2 separate regions of the Homo sapiens genome follow, and region 2 is linked to region 1. Evidence: read pairs that join two places in POLR2A ChIA-PET (ENCODE). Cell type or tissue: Panc1. All regions are shown on one strand. Each heading gives the region's core, and the rest is flanking DNA. Links, peaks and the distances in the headings are about the cores only.

Region 1 (11,598 bases), core at 4,633-7,132:
GCCCGGCCCTTTGTTTGTATTTTTTTAGTAGAGATGGGGTTTCACCATGTTGGCCACTCTGGCCGCAACCTCCTGACCTCAGGTGATCTGCCCACCTCGGCCTCCCAAAGTGCTGGGATTACAGGCATGAGCTACTGCACCCAGCCCCTAAAACTTTCAGAGAGAAAGCACAAGTCATATATTAGGTATCAGGAATGAGATGACATCTGTTTTCTCAATGCAATATTGAAGGCTAACGTTAAAAAAAAATGCCTTTAAAATTCTGAAAGAAATTATTTTAACCTAGAATTAAATACCCAGCCAAACTATAAGTCAAATGTGAAAGGTGAATAAAGGCATCTTCAGAAATTCAAGCTCACAATTTATCTTTCTTGTACCTTTTCTCAGTAAGGTTTTGTAGGGGCCAAAGGAAAACTTACCCTCTAGCCTCTGAAGGTTCACTGAAAACTCAACTCACAAAAGGCAGATTGATTGGAGAAAAGGCATACAAACTTAATAATGTGTACAGGGGAGACAGCCGTAGAATGATTATCCTATCCCCAGTGTGGTGCAGAAGCTTATATACCATCTCGAGGTTACAGATAGAATGGGGCTCAGAGCATGGCCAAAAACAGGCTACAGTGGTAAATCAAGTTATAGTGGCAAAACAGATAATGGGAAGGCGAGAAGAGGCCTGGCTAGCAAAGGTGGTCTTGTACTGCAAATGAAACCTCTCAAGCAGCAGCCCTCAAAGAGGATTGATGGTACATGTTTCTTTCAGGGGTTTAAAGGTGTCAGACTCTCACTGAATCTTCTCTGGATTTGGGCAAGGGAAGGCCAAGCTGTATCAATGCAGATTCTTACAGATGCAAATCTTCCCCCACAAAATACAGCTTTACAGAGCTACTATTTTCTGGCTCTCTGACAGCCATCTCAGAATATATCAAATAAATATATTTTGGGGTAAAACATTTTTATTTCCTTCAGTCCCCACTTTGAAACTTAAAAATGATTCAAATATTAAAAGTCAGGTTGATAGCTTTGGAGAGATTTGAGTTGAAGGTTGTTAGATAGAGATAGAGAAAGGAGCTGACAAATTTGGATAAGCAGAAAAGAGCAAATTTAAATGTATCATCCCATTTCTTCATTAATCAGAGTCTTAGTTCTGAGAATAGATCAGTTTGGTTAAACAGCTGTGTCCCATTCTAGGCGGTGCCACTGCAGATGGGCTAGGCCTCTATTTATGATGCAGACAAACAGATCTTTAATAAGAGTCATTTATATGGAAACGGAAGAAGAGCAAAAGTTAATGTCAGGAGTAGTCTATAAATTCATTTTTGCAGAGTCTCTAAAGTATCTTCAGATTGCCAATGCAATCCGACAGATTTTTCTGAATTGTAATTCGAACCAGGTGTTCAGGTGAACTTTCTGAGTATTCTATACATTAGCAAGCACAAATGCTGTTTCTACATAAGTTGCTGTGGTGATTTCTCCTGGAGTATACATCAAGCTATCTAGCTTCAGTATGCAGGGCTTCAATAAAAGCACAATTTTAATTTTTAGTGAGTCTGAGTCAGAAAAATCGCAGGAAAATTTGAAAACATTAGTTTGGAGACTTGTATCTGGGAAAGAATTCAGATTCAGTCCAAATTGTAGGCAAATAATAAAGACTCAAAAACAACGGCCAAGGCTACAATCTAATATCATGTGTACTATATTTTTTTGTGAAACATAATTTTTCTCTTTCCAGTTCCCCATTTCTACTTCTACCAAAGACAAATAATAATAGGATCAATTTATTTGCAAAATACATTTTACTTGTATTATACGTGGCCTGATTATCTGCATAAAGTGCAGCAAGAATAGTGATTGGTCATATAGTATATATAGTATCTTTTAAAGTTGTCTTTGCTGAAATTTTTTTTTTTTTTTTTTTTGAAATGGAATCTCACTCTGTCTGCCAAGCTGGAGTGCGGTGGCACGATCTTGGCTCACTGCAACCTCCGCCTCCCGGATTCAAGCAATTCTCCTACCTCAGCCTCCCTAGTAGCTGGGATTACAGGTGTGCACCACCATGCCCAGCTAATTTTTTGTATTTTTAGTACATATGGGGTTTCACCATGATGGCCAAGCTCGTTTTGAATTCCTGACCTCAAGTGATCCGCCCGCCTCAGCCTCCCAAAGTGCTAGGATTACAGGTATGAGCCACGGCACCTGGCCAGAATTTTTTAATAAGGAATTTTAGATTCGACTTTTAAAAGCCTGAAGGCTAGAAACCCACGTCAAAGATTTATCATCAGATTGTAACACCTATATGAATCTGGTGAATTCTTTTCTTCCCAAGGTCCTCAAAATACCTTGAAATTCCTAGACCTGGGCTGGGTGCGGTGGCCCATGCCCATAATCCCAGCACTTTGGGAGGCTGAGACATGCGAATCACTTGAGGCCAGGAGTTTGAGACCAGCCCGGTCAACACAGCAAAACCCCGTCTCTACTAAAAATACAAAAATTAGCCGGGCATGATGGTGGGCACCTATAATCCCAGCTTGAGAGGCTGAGGCTTGAAAATCACTTGCGCCTGGGAGGCAGAGGTTGCAGTGAGCTGAGAGCATGCCACTATACGCCAGCCTGGGTGATGGAGTGAGACACTGTCTTAAAAAAAAAAAAAAAAAAAGAATGAAAGAAATTCCTAGACCTGTCAGAAAGTGACATTCTTTACTTATCACAAGTCAGAAACCTTGTTAAGGGAAATATGTAGACAAGGTAGCAGGCCAGGCTTTCCAGGAGGCTTTATATCAACTCTGCAAAGTCTACTTCAATTCCTGAAAACAATTGGTCATATTTGAAAATATGCCAGTCCTGTCACAGCCTTAGTAAAATAAGGCTCCAATTGTGTCTCTTTACAAAAGAAAACGGATTCTTATTGAAATTTTTCAAATAACCATATTGCCATAAACTAAGAATCTTCACAAACAGTTTCTGAATTCTGGAGAAATCAGGCAGAGAGAAAAGCAAATATTTTGATTTTGCTCATAGAAGTATAATTTACCCAATTGTTATAAACTATAAATAGCTCAAGGCCAAGTGCAGTGGTTCATGCCTGTAATCCCAGCACTTTGGGAAGCCAAGGCTGGTGAATCACTTGAGCCTAGGAGTTCCAGACCAGCATGAGCAACATGGCAAAACCCCATCTCTACAAAAAATACAAAAATTATCCAGTGGCATGCATCTGTAGTCCCAGCTATTCAGGAGGCTGAGGAGGGAGGACTGATTGAGCCCATGAGCTCAATGCTGAAGTGAGCCATGATTTTGCCACTACACTCCAGCCTGGGTGACTGAGAGAGACTTTGTCTCAAAAACAAACATTAGGCCACACACAGTGGCTCATGCTGTAATCCCAGCACTTTGGGAGGCTGAAGCAGGTGTATCACTTGAGATCAGGAGTTCGAGACCAGCCTGGCCAACATGGTGAAACCCTGTCTCTACTAAAACTAGGAAAATTAGCTGAGTGTGGTGGCACGCGACTGTAATCCCAGCTACTCAGGAGGCTGAGGGGCAAGAATCACTTTAACCTGGGAGGCAGGGGTTGCAGTGAGCCAAGATCACGCCACTCCACTCCAGGCTGGGTAACAGAGACTGTCTTTTTTTTTTTTTTTTTTTTTTTTAACAATCTGATCTCTCTTTCTTTTCCCCACATTTTCCCCTTTTCTATTTGACAAAACCGCCATCGTCATCATGGCCCGTTCTCAACGAGCTGTTGGATACACCTCCCAGACGGGGTGGCGGTTGGGCAGAGGGGCCCCTCACTTCCCAGACAGGGCAGCCTGGCAGAGGCGCCCCCCACCTCCCGGACAGGGCGGCTGGCCGGGCGGGGGCTGCCCCCCACCTCCCTCCCGGGCAGAGACTCTGTCTCAAAAATAATAATAATAATGATAAAGGCTGGGTGCAGTGGCTCATGCCTGTAATCCCAACACTTTGGGAGGCCAAGGTGGGTGGATCACAAGATCAAGAGTTCAAGACAAGCCTGAGCAACATAGCAAGACCCCATCTCTGCAAAATCTTTTAAAAATAGCTAGGCGCCAGGCATGGTGGCATGACCCTGTAGTCCTAGCTACTCGGGAAACTGAGGTGGGAGGATCACTTGAGCCCAGAAGTAGTTCTAGGCTATCATGAGCAATGATCATGACACTGTACCCTAGTCTGGGTGACAGATTGGGATCCTGCCTCTAAAAAACAAAACAAGGAGCCAGGTGCATTGGCTCATACCTGTCATCCCAGCATTTTGGGAGGCCAAGGTCAGAGGATTGTTTGAGCCCAGGAGTTCAAGACCAGTCTGGGCAACATAGTGAGACCACATCTCTATGAATATTGTTTAAATTAGCCAGGCTTTGTGACATTAGCCAGCTAGTCAGGAGGCCAAGTAGTTTTTGCAGTTTAATTAAAAGGTAAGCAAAAATTGGCCAGGCGAGGTGGCTCACGCCTGTAATCCCAGCACTTTGGGAGGCCGAGGCGGGTGGTTCACGAGGTCAGGAGATCGAGATCTGGCTAACACAGTGAAACCCCGTCTCTACTGAAAATACAAAAAAAATTAGCCAGCTGTGGTGGTGGATGCCTGTAGTCTCGGCTACTCTGGAGGCTAAGGCAGGAGAAAGTCATGAACCCAGGTGGCGGAGCTTGCAGTGAGCCGAGATCATGCCACTGCACTTCAGCCTGGGTGACAAAGTGAGACTCCATCTCAAAAATAAATAAATAAAATAAAATAAAATAAAAATACAAACAATTAGCTGGGCGTGGTGGTGGGTGCCTGTAGTCCCAGCTACTCGGGAGGCTGAGGCAGGAGAATGGTGTGAACCCAGGAGACAGAGCTTGCAGTGAGCCGAGATCGCACCACTGCAGTCCAGCCAGGGTGACAGAGCAAGACTCAATCACAAAAAAAAAAAAAAAAAAAAAGTAAGCAAAAATCTTTTACTGTCTCTTAATACTGCACAAAAACCTTGTTTAAAAGAGAAAGCCAAATTCTATCTTTGCATGTGTATTATTAATGCCAAAGCTAATTTTAATAAACTCTTATAAACAAATCCATCCAATTTCAACCAATTTTGACCACACAAGGTAACATTTTTGTAAACCTTTTATAACCTCTTACAATTTTTTCATTCCTTTTTTCCAACTTTTTTTTTTTTTTTTTTTTGAGACGGAGTCTCGCTCTGTCGCCCAGGCTGGAGTGCAGTGGCGGGATCTCGGCTCACTGCAAGCTCCGCCTCCCGGGTTCACGCCATTCTCCTGCCTCAGCCTCCCAAGTAGCTGGGACTACAGGCGCCCGCCACTACGCCCGGCTAATTTTTTGTATTTTTAGTAGAGACGGGGTTTCACCGTTTTAGCCGGGATGGTCTCGATCTCCTGACCTCGTGATCCGCCCGCCTCGGCCTCCCAAAGTGCTGGGATTACAGGCATGAGCCACCGCGCCCGGCCTTTTCCAACTTTTTATACCCATTTAGTTTTATCTATCATCATTCTTCAATTTAAAACAACTTTTTTTTTTTTTTTTTTTGGAGACGGAGTCTCGCTCTGTCACCCAGGCTGGAGTGCAGTGGCATGATCTCAGCTCACTGCAACCTCTGCCTCCTGGATTCAAGCGATTCTCCTGCCTTAGCCTCCTGAGTAGCTGGGACTATAGGCACCCGCCACCATGCCCGGCTAATTTTTGTATTTTTAGTAGAGACGGGGTTTCACCGTGTTAGCCAGGATGGTCTTGATCTCCTGACCTCATGATCCGCCCGCCTCGGCTTCCCAAAGTGCTGGGATTACTTTGCATACAGAACTGTTTCTCTTGTATGTAGTAGTTTTTTGTTTGTTTTTTGTCTTTTTTCTTTTATATCTAGTAGTTTTAATTACACATATTCATTACAATGTTAGCTCTTAGTAACCCTAATTTTTAGTGTGAAACCTAGGAAGTAGGCAATTTTAATTATGTACCAGATGCAGATCCCAGGGCAAAGGACAGATCTGTGAAGATGCTGCCTGGAGGATCCAGCCACTCCAGCATGGCCAGGAGGCACAGCTGGAATAGTGAGGATGGGGCTGGGTGCTGTCCTCGGGCCTCACCAAGGCCACTTGTCTAGACCTGGAAATCTAAAGGCTCAAATTCAAAGACATAAGCTCACAGACAAAACAAGGAAGTATCAAAAAATATCAGAAGCAATAATTTTATGACCTTAAAATATCTAGCAGAGATAACATAAACTTGGTAGACTGATAGACCCAGGCAAAACAATGTCTAAATTAAATTTCGAAGATGTTTCTGTTTGATTTTTACCAATTTTTGAACAGGTTTTATTTACCAAAGATTATTAAAGTCACTTGAACTTGAAAAGCATTTGGGCTTATTTACTTAATTTATGAGTTTTCATTTATTTATAATCTAGTTTGATATCATATAGACAATATATAAACATAGACATGTATACATATAACATAAAGATACAAACAAACACAAATAAAGACTTTATATCTTTATTTTTTTTAATTTTAGCCATGAGACTGGTAAAACTCACTAGTTTTAAAAGGACAGTTGGATTAAAACTCTGCCTTTGTGAATGGAAAAGGTTAAAGTGTATTTTTTTCAATCCTAATGCTTCTGTAATTCGTTTCACATGGCTGAAGCCCTGAGTTTTAGAGAAAACAAAGTGGCAAATTTATATCTCAAAGCACAGAAAGAAAATTTAAGCTTTTTGAAAAAGGAGTTTGGGTGTGTTAGAGAAAGATTAAAAATAAATGCCATTCATAGCCTGCCAGGAATTTAAAAAAAAAAAAAAAGCACTGGACTCAGTGGCTCATGCCTGTAATCTCAGCACTTTGGGAGGCTGAAGTGGGAGGATTATGTGAGGTTGCGAGTTCAAGGCCAGCCTGGCCAACATGGTGAAACCCCATCTCTACTAAAAACACAAAAATTAGCTGGGCGTGGTGGTGGGCGCCTGTAATTCCAGCTACTTGGGAGGCTGAGGCAGGAGAATCGCTTGAACCCAGGAGGCACAAGTTGCAATGAGCCAAGATTGTGCCACTGCACTCCAGTCTGGGTGACAGAGCAAGACTCTGTCTCAAAAAAAAAGAAAAGAAAAGAAAAAAAAAAGGGTGCCAAGGAAACACAAAATCATAAGAATTTACCATAGGATTTTACAAGGAAACATATAGATGAGCCTAGAGGGAATTTAGAAATCTTATTAAAATAACCAGCTAAATCCCAGAAAGTTGTATTTTGGAGACTAACCTAGCTAAACAGTTTTTAATTTAGTCTCTGTTTTCTCACTGCATTGCGAAACTCAGGTCAGCGCCCATTAATGAACAGGGCCAACAAAGCATTTGCAGTCTGGGGGGCCTAATAATTTAAATATGTGAAAGCAGGCACAGCTGGAAAACAGAGCACCCACCTCTTTAAATATTATATATATTTTATTTATTTATTTATTTATTTATTTATTTATTTATTTTAGACAGGGTCTTGCTCTGTTGCCCAGGCTGGAGTACAGTGGTGTGATCTCAGCTTACTGCAACCTCTACCTCCCAGGTTCAAGTGATTCTTGTGCCTCAGCCTCCTGGGTGAGTAGCTAGGGTTACAGGCATGCGCCACAATGCCTGGCTAATTTTTTGTATTTTTAGTAGAGATGGCGTTTTACCATGTTAGCCACACTGGTCTCGAACTCCTGACCTCAGGTGATCCACCTGCCTCAGCCTCCCCAAGTGCTGGGATTACAGGCGTGAGCCACTGCGCCCGGCCTAAAAACCAAGATTTCTAATTTTACATTGAATCCTTGGTCCCCCCAAAAGAGGGAAACACCATGAGACTAGCACCATGTTTCCACAGTGCACCTTGCTGCAAGGACATTCCCCCAAAGCTGGTGGGTAACCAACACCAACCAACCCACCCTGTGATCAGCCCATCCCCCATGGAAGTTTTTTTTGTTGTTCTTTTTTTTTTTTTTTTGAGACAAAGTCTCACTCTGTCACCCAAGCTGGAGTGCAGTGGCGCGATCTCGGCTCACTGCAACCTCCACCTCCCGGGTTCAAGCGATTCTTCTGCCTCAGCCTCCTGAGTAGCTCGGACTACAGATGTGCACCACCATGTCCGGCTAATTTTTGTATTTTTAGTAGAGACGAAGTTTCACTATGTTGGCCAGGCTGGTCTCGAATTCCTGACCTCGTGATCCACCCTCCTTGGCCTCCCAAAGTTCTGGGATTACAGGCGTGAGCCACTGCATCCGGCCTCCCCCTGGAAGTTTTATCCCTTGATGGTGAATGTTCTCATAGCCTCCAAGTGCACTAACCTGTAGTCTCCTGCAGTAACAATTATTTATCACAACTGAAGTCAACCACCTCCAAAACTGCAGCTCTTACCAGTGACTTGCCAGTCATCACAAACACAAAGGTTAAGTTATCTCATAGTACAGAGTAACCCCTGGTACCTCCAAAAGTCAAAGACAGGCCGGGCGCAGTGGCTCACGCCTGTAATCCCAGCACTTTGGGAGGCCGAGGCAGGTGGATCACCTGAAGTCCAGAGTTCGAGACCAGCCTGACCAACAAGGAGAAACCCCATCTCTACTAAAAATACAAAATTAGCCAGGCATGGTGGCGCATGCTTATAATCCCAGCTACTCCAGAGGCTGAGGCAGGAGAATGGCTTGAACCTGGGAGGCGGAGGTTGCTGTGAGCCGAGATCACACCATTGCACTCCAGCCTGGGCAACAAGAGCGAAATTCCATCTCACAAAAAAAAAAAAAAAGTCAAAGACATCAGGTAACTCAATACAAAGCTTTAAACCTGAGAAGAATATGTCCACCATTCTTCAGACTCCATAGGAAGAGAGAAGACCCAAAAAAAGGGGTTAGTGGTGCCTTTTTCTGTGTTCCTTAAAGGGTCTGAGTCACTATAAGTTCCCTCTAAGCCAAATGCAGTGGCCCACGCCTGTAATCCCAATACTTTGGGAGGCCAAGGCAGGCAGATCACTAGAGCCCAGGAGTTTGAGACCAGCCTGGGCAACATGGCAAAACCCCATCTCTACAAAAATACAAAAATTTGCTGAGGGTAGTGGCATATCACGTACCTGTAGTTCCATCTACTTGGGAGGCTCAGGTGGGAGGATCACTTGAGCCCAGAGGTCAAGACTGCAGTGAGCCATAATTACGCCACTGCACTCCAGCCTGGGTGACAGAGTGAGACTCTGTCTCAAAAAATAAATAAAATAAAATAAAAGTCCCCTCTAGATCCTTTCCTGTGTTAATGAAGGGGAAAGAGAAGCAGGGAGAAGTAGAAGTAAACGGGAGAGCAATCCTTAAGAAAGTAAGAGAACACAGATACCAAGCACATAATTTTCTCTCTTTTTTTTTTTTTTTTTTTTTTTTTGTGATGGGGTCTCACTCTGTTGCCTGGGCTGGAGTGCAGTGGCACAATCTCAATTCACTGCAACCTCCCCCTCCCGGGTTCAAGTGATTCTCCTTCTTCAGCCTCCCGAGTAGCTGGGATTACAGGCACCCACCACTATGCGTGGCTAATATTTTTTATTTTTAGTAGAGACAGGGTTTCACTATGTTGGCCAGGCTGATCTCAAACTCCTGACCTCGTGATTCACCCACCTCGGCCTCCCAAAGTGCTGGGATTACAGGTGTGAGCCACCACGCCTGGCCCAAACACATAATTTTCAAAAGGGATTTCAGGGCTGGATGTGGTGGCTCACACCTGTAATCCCAGCACTTTGGGAAGCCAAGGTGGGCAGATCACTTGAGGCCAGGAGTTTGAGACCAGCCTGGCCAACATGGGAAATCCCCATCTCTACTAAAAATACAAAAATTAGCTGGGTGTGGTGGCACGCACCTGTAATCCCAGCTACTCTGGAGGCAGAGGTTTCAATGAGTCAAGATCACACCACTGCACCCCAGCCTGTGCAACAGAGTGAGACTCCATCTCAAACAAACAAATAAATAAAGAGGGGTTTCAAGGCTGGACATGGTGGCTCATACCTGTAATCCCAGCACTTTAGGAGGCCAAAGTGGGAGGATCATTTGAGGCCAGGACAACATAGCAAGGCCTTCTCTACAAAACATTTTTTAAAAAATTAGCCAGGCATAGTGATACTCACCTGTATTCTCAGCTACTTGGGAGGCTGAGGTGGGAGGATCACCTGAGTCTGGGAGTGGTCCTAGGCTACAGTGACCTATAATCATGCCATTTCACTCCAATCTGGGTGACAAAGTGAGACCCTGTTTCAAAAATTAAAAATTAAAATAACTTGTTTGTAGAAGATTCCCATCTCCCCAACGTTGTCCCTTCAGTTTTCAGAATTTTTTTTTTCTTTTTTTTTTTTTTTTTAGACGAAGTCTCGCTCTGTCGCCAGGCTGGAGTGCAGTGGTGCGATCTCGGCACACTACAACCTCTGCCTCCCAGGTTCAAGCAATTCTCCTGCTCAGCCTCCCGAGTAGCTGGGATTACAGGCACGTGCCACCACACCCAGCTAATTTTTGTATTTTTAGTAGAGACGGGGTTTCACCATGTTGGCCAGGATGGTCTCAATCTCCTGACCTCGTGATCCACCCGCCTCAGCCTCCCAAAGTGCTGGGGTTACAGGTGTGAGCCACCATGCCCAGCCAGAAATTTTAATTTTAAAAAGTCATAGGCCTTTTGGAAGTTGTACATTTGTCTAAGCAATAACTAAAATTTGTTTCTTCTTTGGTTGTTGAGGTGTACTAAATTTAAAGAAAATAACATCTACACTTTCCACAGTATAATTTCTGCTTTGTTGTCTGTACTTTGCAGCAGGCTTCACTGCATTTTCAGAAACGTCCTCTTTAAAATTTTCATATTTCATTATGTCAGCCATACTGAATTCCTTTTCAAAATCTGTATGAATCTGTTCCACGGCCTGAGGAGCCTCCATCTCTTTGCAGATGGTCTACGTATGTACTTCATCTGGGCCTGCAGTGAAAAAGTGTTCTAGCAGGAGTACTGCAAAACCAGCCTTAATGATCTTTAGCAAAGTACTCTGTGTCATGTTCACTTTCAGATACTCTGTCTCTCTCAGTACTCAGTTCTTGCAACATGTGTTCCAAGGCCCCACTCAAAGTAATGACCAATACACCGGAGTCATACTTGTCCACCAACTCTTTATTTTTATCAAACATTCATTTTTCTTTCTAATGCAGACTTTTTCATAAAGATTAATCAAGTACACCACTGGTTTAGAAGTAAAAAATAAATATTTAAAAATACAATCTCTTTGTCCCAATCATGATAGAAACAATGATGTTTCTTTTGATCTATACCCAGGATTTGACTGCAAATTATATCATGTTTGGGGCTTGTGATGGTTAATACTGAGTGGCAGCTTGATTGGATTGAGGGATACAAAGTATTAATCCTGGGTATGTCTGTGTGGGCATTGCCAAAAGAGATTAACATTTGAGTCAGTGGGCTGGGGAAGGCAGATCCACCCTTAATCTGGTGGGCACCATCTAATCAGCCCCCAGAGAATATAAAGCAGGCAGAAAAACATGAAGAGGCGAGACGGGCCTAGCCTACCACCCTACATCTTCCTTTTCCTTTTTTTTTTTTTTTTGAGACGGAGTCTCACTC
Region 2 (11,598 bases), core at 5,651-8,150, 58 kb after region 1:
TGTATACATCATCCTGTTAAATCTAAACGATAGATAGATATCATCATTTACAGCCAAGGAAACAGTCTTCAAGAGGTTAAACACATGGTCAAGTCTTGGTGCGGTGGCTCACGCCTGTAATCCCAGCACTTTGGGAGGCCAAGGCGGGCGGATCACCTGAGGTCAGGAGTTCGAGACCAGCCTGGCCAACATGGCGAAGCCCCATCTCTACTAAAAATACAAAAATTAGCCAGACGTGCTGGCACATGCTTGTAATCCCAGCTACTCGGGAGGCTGAGACAGGAGAATTGCTTGAAGTCAGGAGGCAGAGGTTGCAGTGAGCTGAAACCACACCAGTGCACTCTAGCCTGGGTGACAGAGTGAGACTCCAGCTCAAAAAAAAAAAAGACATGGTCAAGATCCCAAAGGTAGCACATATCTGTAACCTGAACTCAAGTCTGATGCCAAAGCTTACACACCATCGCACTGCTGTTCCACATCAGCCATACAGCCCAGTTTCACTAGAGGGTATGGGCAAAAACATAGCATGTGATAATACTACATTTAAAAGTAGTCAGCCAGGCACGGTGACTCACGCCTGTAATCCCAGTACTTTGGGAGGCAGAGGCGGGCGGATCACCTGAGGTCAGGAGTTCAAGACCAGCCTGACCAACATGGAGAAAGCCCCGTCTCTACTAAAAATACAAAAATTAGCCAGGTGTGGGGCACATGTCTGTAATCCCAGCTACTCGGGAGGCTGAGGCAGAAGAATCACTTGAACCCGGGAGGTGGATGTTGCGGTGAGCCGAGGTCAGGCCATTGCACTCCACAGCCTGGGCAACAACAGCAAAAGTCGGTCTCAAAAAAAGAAAAAAAGAAAGTAGTCTGAGGTTGGGCGTGGTGGTTCATGCCTCTAATCCCAACACTTTGGGAGGCTGAGGCAGGCAGATCGCTTGCATCCAGGAGTTCAAGACCAGCCTGGGCAACATGGTGAAACCTCTTCTCTACAAAAATTAGCTGGGCATGGTGGCGCACACCTGTAATCCCAGCTACTTGGGAGGCTAAGCTGGGAGGATCACTTGAACCCAGGAGGTCAAGCCAGCAGTAAACTGCAATCACACCACTGTACTCCAGCCTGGGCAACAGAGTGAAACTCTGTCTCAAAAATAAAAAAAAATTTAAAAAGTAGTTTGTCAGCTGGGCGCAGTGGCTCACCATGCCTGCAATCCCAGCACTTTGGGAGACCAAGACGGGTGGATCACCTGAGGTCAGGAGCTCGAGACCAGCCTGGCCAACATGGTGAAAGCCCGTCTCTACTAAAAATAAAAAAAATTAGCCGGGCGTGGTGGTGGGTGCCTATAATCTCAGCTACTTGGGAGGCTGAGGCAAGAGATCACTTGAACCCAGGAGGCAGAGGTTGCAGGGAGCCAAGGTCGCACCATTGCACTCCAGCCTGGGCAACAAGAGCAAGACTCCATCTCAAAACAAAAAAAAATTAATTAATTAAATAAAAAGTAGTCTGTCACAGCCATAAAGAGCAAAATAATGTCCTTTGTAGCAACATGGATGCAGCTGAGGGCCATTATCCTAAGCAAATTAACACAGGAACAGAAAACCAAATACTGCATGTTCTCACTTATAAGTAGGAGCTAAACACTGGGTACTCACGGACATAAAGATGGCAGCAACAGACATTGGGGATTATTAGAGGCGGGCACGGGTTTAAAAACTATCTACTGGGGCCAGGCACAGTGGCTCACGCCTGTAATCCCAGCACTTTGGGAGGCCAAGCTAGATGGATCGCCTGAGGTCAGGAGTTGGAGACCAGCCTGGCCAACACGGTGAAACCCCAACTCTACTAAATACAAAACTCAGCCGGTCATGGTGGTGCATGCCTGTAATCCCAGCTACTTGGGATGCTGAGGCAGGAGAATCACTTCAACCCGGGAGATAGAGGTTGTAGTGAGCCAAGATCACACCACTGAACTCCAGCCTGGGCAACAAAGCAAGACTCCATCACAAAAAACAAACAAACAAACAAAAAAAAAACTTAACTATTGGGTACTAAGCTCACTATCTGGGTGATGGGATCACTCATACCCCAAACCTCAGCATCACATAATTATACCCATGTAACAAACCTACACATTTTCTTTTTTTTTTTTTTCTTTTTTTTGAGACGGAGTCTCGCTCTGTCGCCCAGGCTAGAGTGCAGTGGCGTGATCTCGGCTCACTGCAAGCTCCGCCTCCCGGGTTCACGCCATTCTCCTGCCTCAGTCTCCCGAGTAGCTGGGACTACAGGTGCCCGCCACCATGCCCGGCTAAGTTTCTTTTGTATTTTTAGTAGAGATGGGGTTTCACCGTGTTAACCAGGATGGTCTCAATCTCCTGACCTCATGATCCGCCCGCTTCGGCCTCCCAAAGTGCTGGGATTACAGGCGTGAGCCACTGCGCCCAACCACAAACCTGCACATTTTCTAAATCTAAAATAAAAATGGAAATCAACAAATAGGCCAGGCATGGTGGCTCACGTCTGTAATCCCAGCACACTAGGAGGCTGACGTAGGAGGATCACTTGAGCCCAGGAGTTCAAGACCATCCTGGGTAAGATGGTAAGACCTCCATCTCTATAAAAAATTTAAAAATTAGGCTGGACATGGTGGCTTACACCTGTAATCCCAGCACTGGGAGGCCAAGGCGGGTGGATCACCTGAGGTCAGGAGTTTGAGGCCAGCCTGGCCAACACGGTGAAACCCCGTCTCTACTAAAAATACAAAAATTAGCTGGGCGTGGTGGCACGTGCCTGTAGTCCCAGCTACTTGGGAGGCTGAGACAGGAGAATCGCTTGAACCTGAGAGGCAGAGGTCGCACTGAGCCGAGATTGCACCACTGCACTCCAGCCTGGGCGACAGAGCAAGCGTCCATCTCAAAAAAACAAAAATAAAAAAGGTAGTCCTATCATTTAATCACATTTCCCAAAGCTTTTGTTATGTAAAATACTACTCCCATAAGATATTAAACAGGGGTTATCCCTAAAAATTGTTAAATAAGTTTGGGAAATTCTGGGTTAAACACCAAAAAAGATTTTGCGTTTGTTTTTTTTAACAGCAAGGCTTAAATGAGTTACTATGTTCTTATTCAGGTACATATGCAAGATGGGAATATGGTTTACAGTGTTTCTCAAAATTTGTGCACAGAAACATTATTTGCATTTTATTTTATTTATCTTTGAGATGAGGTCACTGTCACCCAGGCTGGAGTGCAATAGCTGGACCTTGACTCACTGCAGTCTCCACCTCCCAGGCTCAAGCAATTCCTCCCACCTCAGCCTCCCAAGTAGTTGGGACTACAGGAGTGTGTGTGTCACCACACCCAGTTAATTTTTTGTATTTTTAGTAGAGACGAGGTTTTGCCATGTTGCCCAGGCTGGTCTCGAATTCCTGGGCTCAAGCAATCCACCCGCCTCAGCCTCCCAAAGTGTTGAGGTTACAGGCGTGAGCCACCACTCCCGGCCTCTATTTTAGTTATTTATTTTGTGTCACATCTCAGAAGATTACTAGGTGTTTCAAGGATTCATATTTTAGAAAATAACAGCCAATCTTAACAGTATAATTCAAAATATGTCATTTTACCTTAATGTTATATATGCATATGTGCTTAGAAAAACTAGGCTGGGGGCCAGGCATGGTGGCTCACGTCTATAATCCCAGCACTTTGGGAGGCCAAGGCAGGCAGATCACCTGAGGTCAGGAGTTCGAGACCAGCCTGGCCAACACGGTGAAACCCCATCTCTAACTAAAAATACAAAAAAATAGCTGGGCATAGTGGTGCGTGCCTGTAATCTCATCTATTTGGGAGGCTGAGGCAGAATAGCTTGAGCCCAGTTGGCAGAGCAGAGATCGCGTCACTGCACTCCAGTCTGGGTGACTGGAGACAGAGCAAGACTCCGTCTCAAAAAAAAAAGAAAAAGAAAAAAGAAAAACTAGGCTGGGTGCAGTGGCTCATGCCTGTAATCCCACCACTTTGGAAGGCCATGGTGGGAGCACTGCTTGTGAAAATGAGTTTGAGAACAGCCTGGGCAACATAGCTCTATAAAAAAATTCAAAAATTAGCCAGCCATGGTGGCGCATGCCTGTAGTACTAGTACCAGCTACTCAGGAGGAGGAGGCAGGAGAATTGCTTGACCCCAACAGTTAAGACTACAGCAAGCTATGACTGTGCCACTGTACACTAACCTGGGCAACAGAGCAAGACCTTGTCTCTTTAAAAAAAAAAAAGGAAAAGAAAAACTAGTTGCTCATGCCTATAATCCCAACACTTCAGGAGGCCAAGGTGAGAGGATCACTTGAACCCAGGAGTTGGAGACCTGCCTGGGAAACATAGCAAGACCTCATCTTACAGATAATTTAAAAAATCAGGCCGAGCACGGTGGCTCATGCCTGTAATTCTAGCATTCTGGGAGGCCAAGGTGGGCGATCCTTTGAGGCCAGGAGTTCAAGACCAGCCTAGACAACATGGTAAAACACCATCTCTACTAAAAATACAAAAATTACCTGGGAGTGGGGGTGCATGCCTGTAATTCCAGCTACTCGGGAGGCTGAGGCAGGAGAATCACTTGAGCCCAGGAGGTGGAGATTGTAGTGAGCAGAGATCGCACCACTGCACTCCAGCCTGGTGACAAAGCGAGACTCCGTCTCAAAAAAAAAAAAAGAAAAAAAAAGAAAAAGAAAATAACCCTAAATGCCGAAAAAGATGCATGCACAAAAACATTCTAGTGTTCTTATAATAAAAATTCTGAAAACAATCTAAAAGTCCAATAACAGAAGAAAGTAAGATAGGGTGCATGCCCAAACTATAAAACACTCTGCCAGTATTTTAAAAGATGTTTACAGAGTTTTTAATAGCAAGGAAAAACATTTACCTCATAAGGCTAAATGAAAAGGCAAGATATAAAAATGTATATACCATCTGGTTCTGCTATGTTTAAAACAGTTTAGAAAGATATATGCCATATATAACAGCAGACTCTGGGTTGATGAATTAATATTGAACAAAAATTACATAACTAAATTTGCACTTAAGAAGCAGTAATCTGGTAGCAGTGTATCTGTAGAAATGAAACAAGAGAGGGACTGGAAATACGATGACCAGTTTAGGAGGTCACAGTAATATTTGCAGAACAACAGAAACTAGAATTTTAGCAGGCACTTGGAATGGCCCAAGTACTATGCCTGGTACTTGGCCATATATAGTAATTTCTTCTAACCCATACAATGACCCTTACATAATAGTAATAATTATAGAACAATGTGTTGGACACTTTTTATGTGCCAAACATGTAAATTACTTTATTTAAATTTTAATACGCATAATAATCCTGTGTTGCAGGAGTTATTCCAATTTCATTGATGAGAAAACTAAGACTTAGATTCCCAAGGCTATATAGCTAACAAGTACTGTAGATGGGATAAGGGTAACAGCAGTAGGAATAAAAGAATGATATTTTGATAACTGATATACATGAGGAGGGCAAGAGAGAAGTAAAAGATGATAATAAAAATAATCATAAAAAAATAAAACTCCCATAAATAAAAAAAAATACTCCCATAGAAATAAAAACACCTAGTGATCAGATCTTAGTTTTTAACATTACTCTTTAGTAAAAAGAACAAGGGCTTCTTGGAGAAATGGCAGACCGCAGGACTGGAGCAGAGAACAAAATCATACCTGCAATGATGGCAAATGTCAAAGGGAGATGGGCCAAGTAAAAAACTAAAAGAGTTCCCAATGTTCAAAACTGGAACATTTGAGCAATAAAGCAAATAAAATAGTATTGGATTATAACCTAACATATAAAATACACATCTATAAGTCCATATTGATATACATAAATTAATAAAGGAAAAGAAAAAAATCTCCTGGGCAGAAAAATGCCAAATAGTGTGTTTTTTTAATTGTTTTTTGAGACAGCCTCTCACTGAGGATGGAGTACAGTGGCACAATCACGGCTCAATGCAGCCTCAGCCTCCCTGGCTCAATCTTCCCCTCTGAGGCTCCCTGAGTAGCTGGGACCACAGGTGTGTGCCACCTTACCCAGCTCGTTTTTTTTTTAAATCTTTTTGTAGATAAGAGGTCTTGCTATGTTGCTTAGGATGGCCTCAAGCAATCCTCCAGCCTCAGCCTCCCAAAGTGCTGGGATTACAGGCATATGCCACCATGCCCAGCCCTTAATCTCTTTTTTTAAGGAGAGCACAACTCTCTACTCCTTATGCGTGGGCTGGCAATAGTGACTTCCCTACAGTATGGAAAGGAAGGGGGTAAAGCCTAACTTTACAGTGAAGCCTTACAAACAATATCTCTGCCAGATGATCACGGTCAATACTAACAGGCTGGGCATAGTGACTCATGCCTAGTAATCCCAGAATTTTGGTAGGCCAAAGGGGAACAATACCTTGAGCTCAGGAGTTCAAGACCAGCCCAGGCAACATAGTGAGACCATCTTTACCAAAAAAAAAAAAAAAAAAAAAATTAGCTGGTCATGATAGCACACGCCTGTGGTCCTAGATACTCAGGAGGCTGAGGTGGGAGGATCAATTGAGACTGGGAGGTCAAGATTTCAGTGAGCCATGATGGCATCACCGCACTCCAGTCTGGGCAACAGAGGGAAGACCCTGTCTCAAAAAAACAAAAATATTAACAGTAAAAAATCATTGTGATACTATGTACCCTGATACAATGTGATGAAAATGTCACTTTACCTCTGTGGTCTTCCTCCCCAAAACACATAACCCAAATCTAATCATGAGAAATACATCAGACAAATTCCAATAGAAGGATATCCTACAAAATACCTGACCAGTACTCCTCAAAACTCAAGGTCATGGAAAACAAGGAAAGCCTGAGAAAATGTCACAGCCAAGAGGAGCTTAAAGAGACATGAGAACTAAATGTTATGTAGTACCCTGGATAAGATCCTGGAACAACAAAAAAAAATTAGGTAAAAAGGCTGGGCGCAGTGGCTCACACCTGTAATCCCAGCACTTTGGGAGGCCGAGGTGGGCAGATCACCCGAGGTCAGGAGTTTGAGACCAACCTGACCAACATGGAGAAACCCATCTCTACTAAAAATACAAAATTAGCCGGGCATGGTGGCACATGCCTGTAATCCCAGCTACCCAGGAGGCTGAGGCAGGAGAATCACTTGAACCCGGGAGGCAGAGGTTGCGGTGAGCTGAGATCTCACCATTGCACTCCAGCCTGGGCAACAAGAGCAGAACTCCGTCTCAAAAAAATAGTAATAAATAAATAAATATAAAAATAAATTAAGTAAAAACTAAGGAAATCAGCCAGGCATGGTGGTTCACACCTGTAATTCTAGCACTTTGGGAGGCCAGGGCGTGAGGATTGCTTGAGCCCAGGAATTTGAGATCAGACTGGGCAACAGAGCAAGACCGCATTTCTACAAAAAATACAAAAATTAGCCAGGCGTGGTGGTGTGTACCTGTAGTCCCAGCTACTCAGTAGGTTGAGATGTGAGGATCACTTGAGCCCAGAAGTTAAGACTACAGTAAATGGTGATTGCACCACTGCACTCCAGCCTGGGTGACAGAGCAAGACCCTGTCTGAAAAAAAAAAAAAACAAAACTAATGAAATGATGTATGGATTCTAGTTAATAGTAATATATCAATATTGCTTCATTAATTGCAAGCAAAGTACTATATTAACGTAAGATGACAGTAATGGGGAAACTGAGTGTAGGGTATATGGGAAATCTCTGTAGCATCTTCTCAATTTTTCTATAAATCTAAAAGTGTTCTAAAAAATCAAGTATATTTAGAATATTAAAAAAAGAAATGGCTAGGCGTGGTGACTCATGCCTGTAATCCCAGCACTTTGGGAGGCCAAGGCTGGCAGATCACGAGGTCAGGAGTTCGAGGCCAACCTGACCAATATGATGAAACCCTGTCTCTACTAACAATACAAAAATTAGCCAAGCGTGGTGACATGTGCCTGTAATCCCAGCTACTCAGGAGGCTGAGGCAGAAGAATCACTTGAACCAGGGAGGCGGAGGTTGCAGTGAGCCGAGATCGCGCTACTGCACTCCAGCCTGGGCGACAGAGTGAGACTCTGTCTCAAAGAAAAAAAAAAAAAGAAACGATACAAAAGTTTACCTTGGGTTGGCTAGAATAATGGTGCCTTTAACAGAAATAGTGATGGAAAAACTGATACTGGTTTTGGTCAGGTTGGATTTGAGGTATAACAGTATATCCAAGAGTGAAGATATTCACGAAACAATTAGAAAAAGGCATAGGCAACTCGAGAGAGGGTAGTGCTAGAAATAATGACTGCAAAGAGTTAAGAACAAATAGGCAGCAAGGAAACAGAAATATCAGGAGATTTCTTCATATTCGAGAAATCTGGGGCCAGGTGCATGCTCACACCTGTAATCCCAACATTTTGGCAGACTGAGGTGGGAAGATCACTTAAGGCCAGGAGTTCAAAACCAGCCTGGGCAACATAGCAAGTCTGCATCGCTTCATTTTTAAAAAAAGAAAGAAACAAACAAAATCTGGCTGTGAAGAAAAAGGAAACAAAAATGATAGGCCTTGAGTTTTCAGTGAAATAAAAATGAAGTCTTCTGCCAAAAGAAGGAGAATTAAAAGGGATGGTCACACAGATCTGGAAAAGGTTGGGGAAACAGCTATGGAAGAACATAAAAAATAAATTTAAATATTTATTTATTATTTATTTTTGAGACAGAGTCTCGCTCTGTCGCCCAGGCTGGAGTGCAGTGGTGCGAACTCAGCTCACTGCAACCTCTGCCTCCTGGGTTCAAGCGATTCTCCTGTCTCAACCTCCCGAGTAGCTGAGATGACAGGCCCACGCCACCATGCCACCACACTCAGCTAATTTTAGTAGTTTTAGTAGAGACGGGGTTTCACCATATTGGTCAGGCTGGTCTTGAACCCCTGACCTCAGTTGATCCACCCACCTCGGCCTCCCAAAGTGCTGGGATTATAGGCGTGAGCCGCCATGCCCAGCAAAAAATTTTTTTAAAAAGAAAAAAATAATTAGAAGCCATGATCTTGGCAGAAGTTAAGTTATATTGAATCTGATAGCTCTGTACTTTTTCTCTAGCAACATGCTGTGGCCTAGAAGCGGAAGCCAAGAAAACATCTCTAATCATACCCATCATTAGAGACAACAGAAGTGCCTGCTTAGTATAGAAAATCAAAATGAATAAAGAAAGCAAGAGGATATTATCAAAGTGGCTGGTCACAGAGGTCTAGCTGGGCAGCACCAAAGGCCATAAGGTACTGACAGATTCAATGAAATGGGAAGGTCAAGAACCAGAGAACTTGAGGACAAAAAGCTGATCCTGTGGGTTTAAGATAGTGAAATAGGTGACTGGTAAGGAGGCTAAAGTGATGGGGAGCAGCTGAAGAAAAAGCGGTGTCCTAGATGAGATCCAGGTTGTAGTGATTCTGATGTGCAACTGGTTTGAAAATACAAAGGAAAGTCGACCGTCTCATGCTGAGGAACTATGAAATCAGAATATTCCAATGGTGCTGGAGACACTGAAAATGATAGCAAGAAAAAAAGGAGAGAAAAAAATATGATGCAATAGGTCTGGGTCCCTGTGGGCAGTAAATGATGACACTAAAGTTTTACAGAAACTGCTATAATTGCATGGCAATACCTTCCATGAGGATTAGAGTGACAGTGGTAGATCAATGATCTGGACATAGTAAAGGAAAACAAAAAAGCAGTTTATTCCTTTTTCTCTTCCACATAGTCACGGAAAACAGAAAACAGCTTTTAGTGACAAGGTAAGGTAAGATGTGATACCTGGATTTTCACGGAGTCAGGGTAAAGAAAATGATTAAGAGTAAAGAGAAGTATACTGGATAAGTAGTATTTTCAAAACACACATTAAAAGTTGGTAATTCATGAAGGAGCTACTGGGTAGAGAACAGAAGGAAAGAGGTAGTACCACTTTAAATTGTGAGGTTGGGGAGAAGTAGCAGCAACCTGGGTTGTCATCAGATACCATAAAATAGGTGGGCTGAGGTGTAAGGAACATGGAAAGCAGCAGAGCAAGAAGCAAAATGGCACATTTTAAAACACCGTGTGTACCAAGGCACAGGCACACTGTTGCTTCTACAGACTACAGACTACACATATGAGGGCTACAAAAACAGAAACACTTTGCACTTGCACAGTATTTTATAAATTGCTTTTACATATATTATTTGATCATCATTGAGTAGCTATTACTACTATGCATATTTTCCTAAAGATGAGGCCATTAGGAAGGGACAAAACCATGATAAAAGCTGTGATTCTCCGTTTCCAACACATACACCTTACATACACAGCAGACACTTCAGCATCTCGGCCAGCCAGGCTGCAAATTCTTCTCTAGCCAGAAGGAATAGTGGGTTTTATTCACTTGTCAAAGGGCTTCGGAGAAAAGCCACTAGATACTTTCCTGTTTGCCTTTTCCCACCTTAGACCCCTCAATTTCTATCACCATCACGGGAGAAGGTAGCGAAGGGTGGCTCCATCAGGGAGAAAACTCAAGCTGAAAGTTGTATTAGGGTCCTCTTCCCTTCACACCTCTAAACCTCAGTGACCCAACAAATGAAGATACGGGAGAGGAAAAGGTACTATGTAGAAACGAGGAGGTCTTCAGCAAATAAAGCTTCGAGAAAAATAATGAAAACGGGACTGGGGTAGGGCAGAAACCAAGTATAGCTGAGATGGGGGAGGGGAAAAGAAGGAGGGCAGGAACTGGAGGGAAATGAGAGTGTAGAAGCCCCCAAGCCTGAAGAACCTAAAAGAGATATGAGTGGTCCAACTGCTGGAGAAAAGCTAAGGGCCCGTGAGGGTCCTGAAGCAGGGACCAGCACTGAAGGACCCCAGGGTTTGGGTGACCGGAAGCAGAGACCCCAAACACGAGACCAGAAGGGGGCGCAGGAGACACCCCGTAGGAGAGAATGAATGGGGAAGGCGGTCCGGGGGGCGGGGCAAAGGAGGGGCCCCGGGATGGGCGGGGCACAGACCCCTTTCCAAGTCCGAACCCCTGCCCCGAGAGCCCGGAGAGAAGCGGCTCCGCGCCTCCCGCACTCACCGCCGGTCTCGTCAGTAACATAGGGAGTCGCCATCTTGAAAACGCAAACCACTTCCGGCGTGAGCGGGCTGGGGTCCCGCCCCCCTCCCCACCGGAAGTGGAGTCCCGATCGTAGCAAGCCACCATCTTAGTCTTAAAGGGAGAGTGCACCATTTCATGGGCGGAGGTGGAGGAGGAGGAAGAGTGGAGAAGCTGAAATAGTTAATAAAATAAAGCCGTGGGCTTTTTACTGCCACCGATACCATTACTGAGCGCTTGCTGCCTGTAAAACAGTCCTCAGGGAGCCAAGAGAAGTTCCGAGGCACAGTCCCTCTCATCCCCAGGAACTCCTCGTACGTCCAGGACCTGCGAGGGAAAAGGGCGCAAGGCCCACCTGCACCCAAAAAGGGGGCCTTATAAATGAAGAAAGGAAGAATATCCAGGCTCTGGCCTGCACCCAGATCTCAGAGCGGCTTGGTGACGTGGAGCAGACAAACTCCAGGA

The links. Peaks named below come from ENCODE experiments on the same cell type or tissue, not always from the same donor. Only the 100,000 strongest peaks of a DNase experiment are listed, where the experiment ranks them.
Region 2: POLR2A ChIA-PET joins it to region 1 with 12 read pairs; 6 of 35 experiments call an interaction of 5 or more read pairs at or near these places.

The regions. Positions count from the first base shown.
Region 1 is chr12:55,859,361-55,870,958 of GRCh38, forward strand. It overlaps the pseudogene OLA1P3 and the pseudogene RN7SL676P. Among named protein-coding and RNA genes, the nearest start is that of MMP19, 22 kb to the left of the region's middle. In Panc1, for the core only: no CTCF peak of the experiment used is centred there; no DNase peak of the experiment used is centred there.
Region 2 is chr12:55,915,961-55,927,558 of GRCh38, forward strand. All of the region lies in intron 1 of PYM1 (PYM1 exon junction complex associated factor), which reads right to left. It overlaps LOC124902941 (a long non-coding RNA gene), which reads right to left and starts at 7,811. Exons shown (of 2, transcript XR_007063325.1): 1 at 7,481-7,811. It also overlaps a transcript of DGKA not described here. RefSeq lists a silencer at 10,876-11,025 and enhancers at 11,044-11,598, 11,116-11,335, 11,376-11,545. In Panc1, for the core only: no CTCF peak of the experiment used is centred there; no DNase peak of the experiment used is centred there.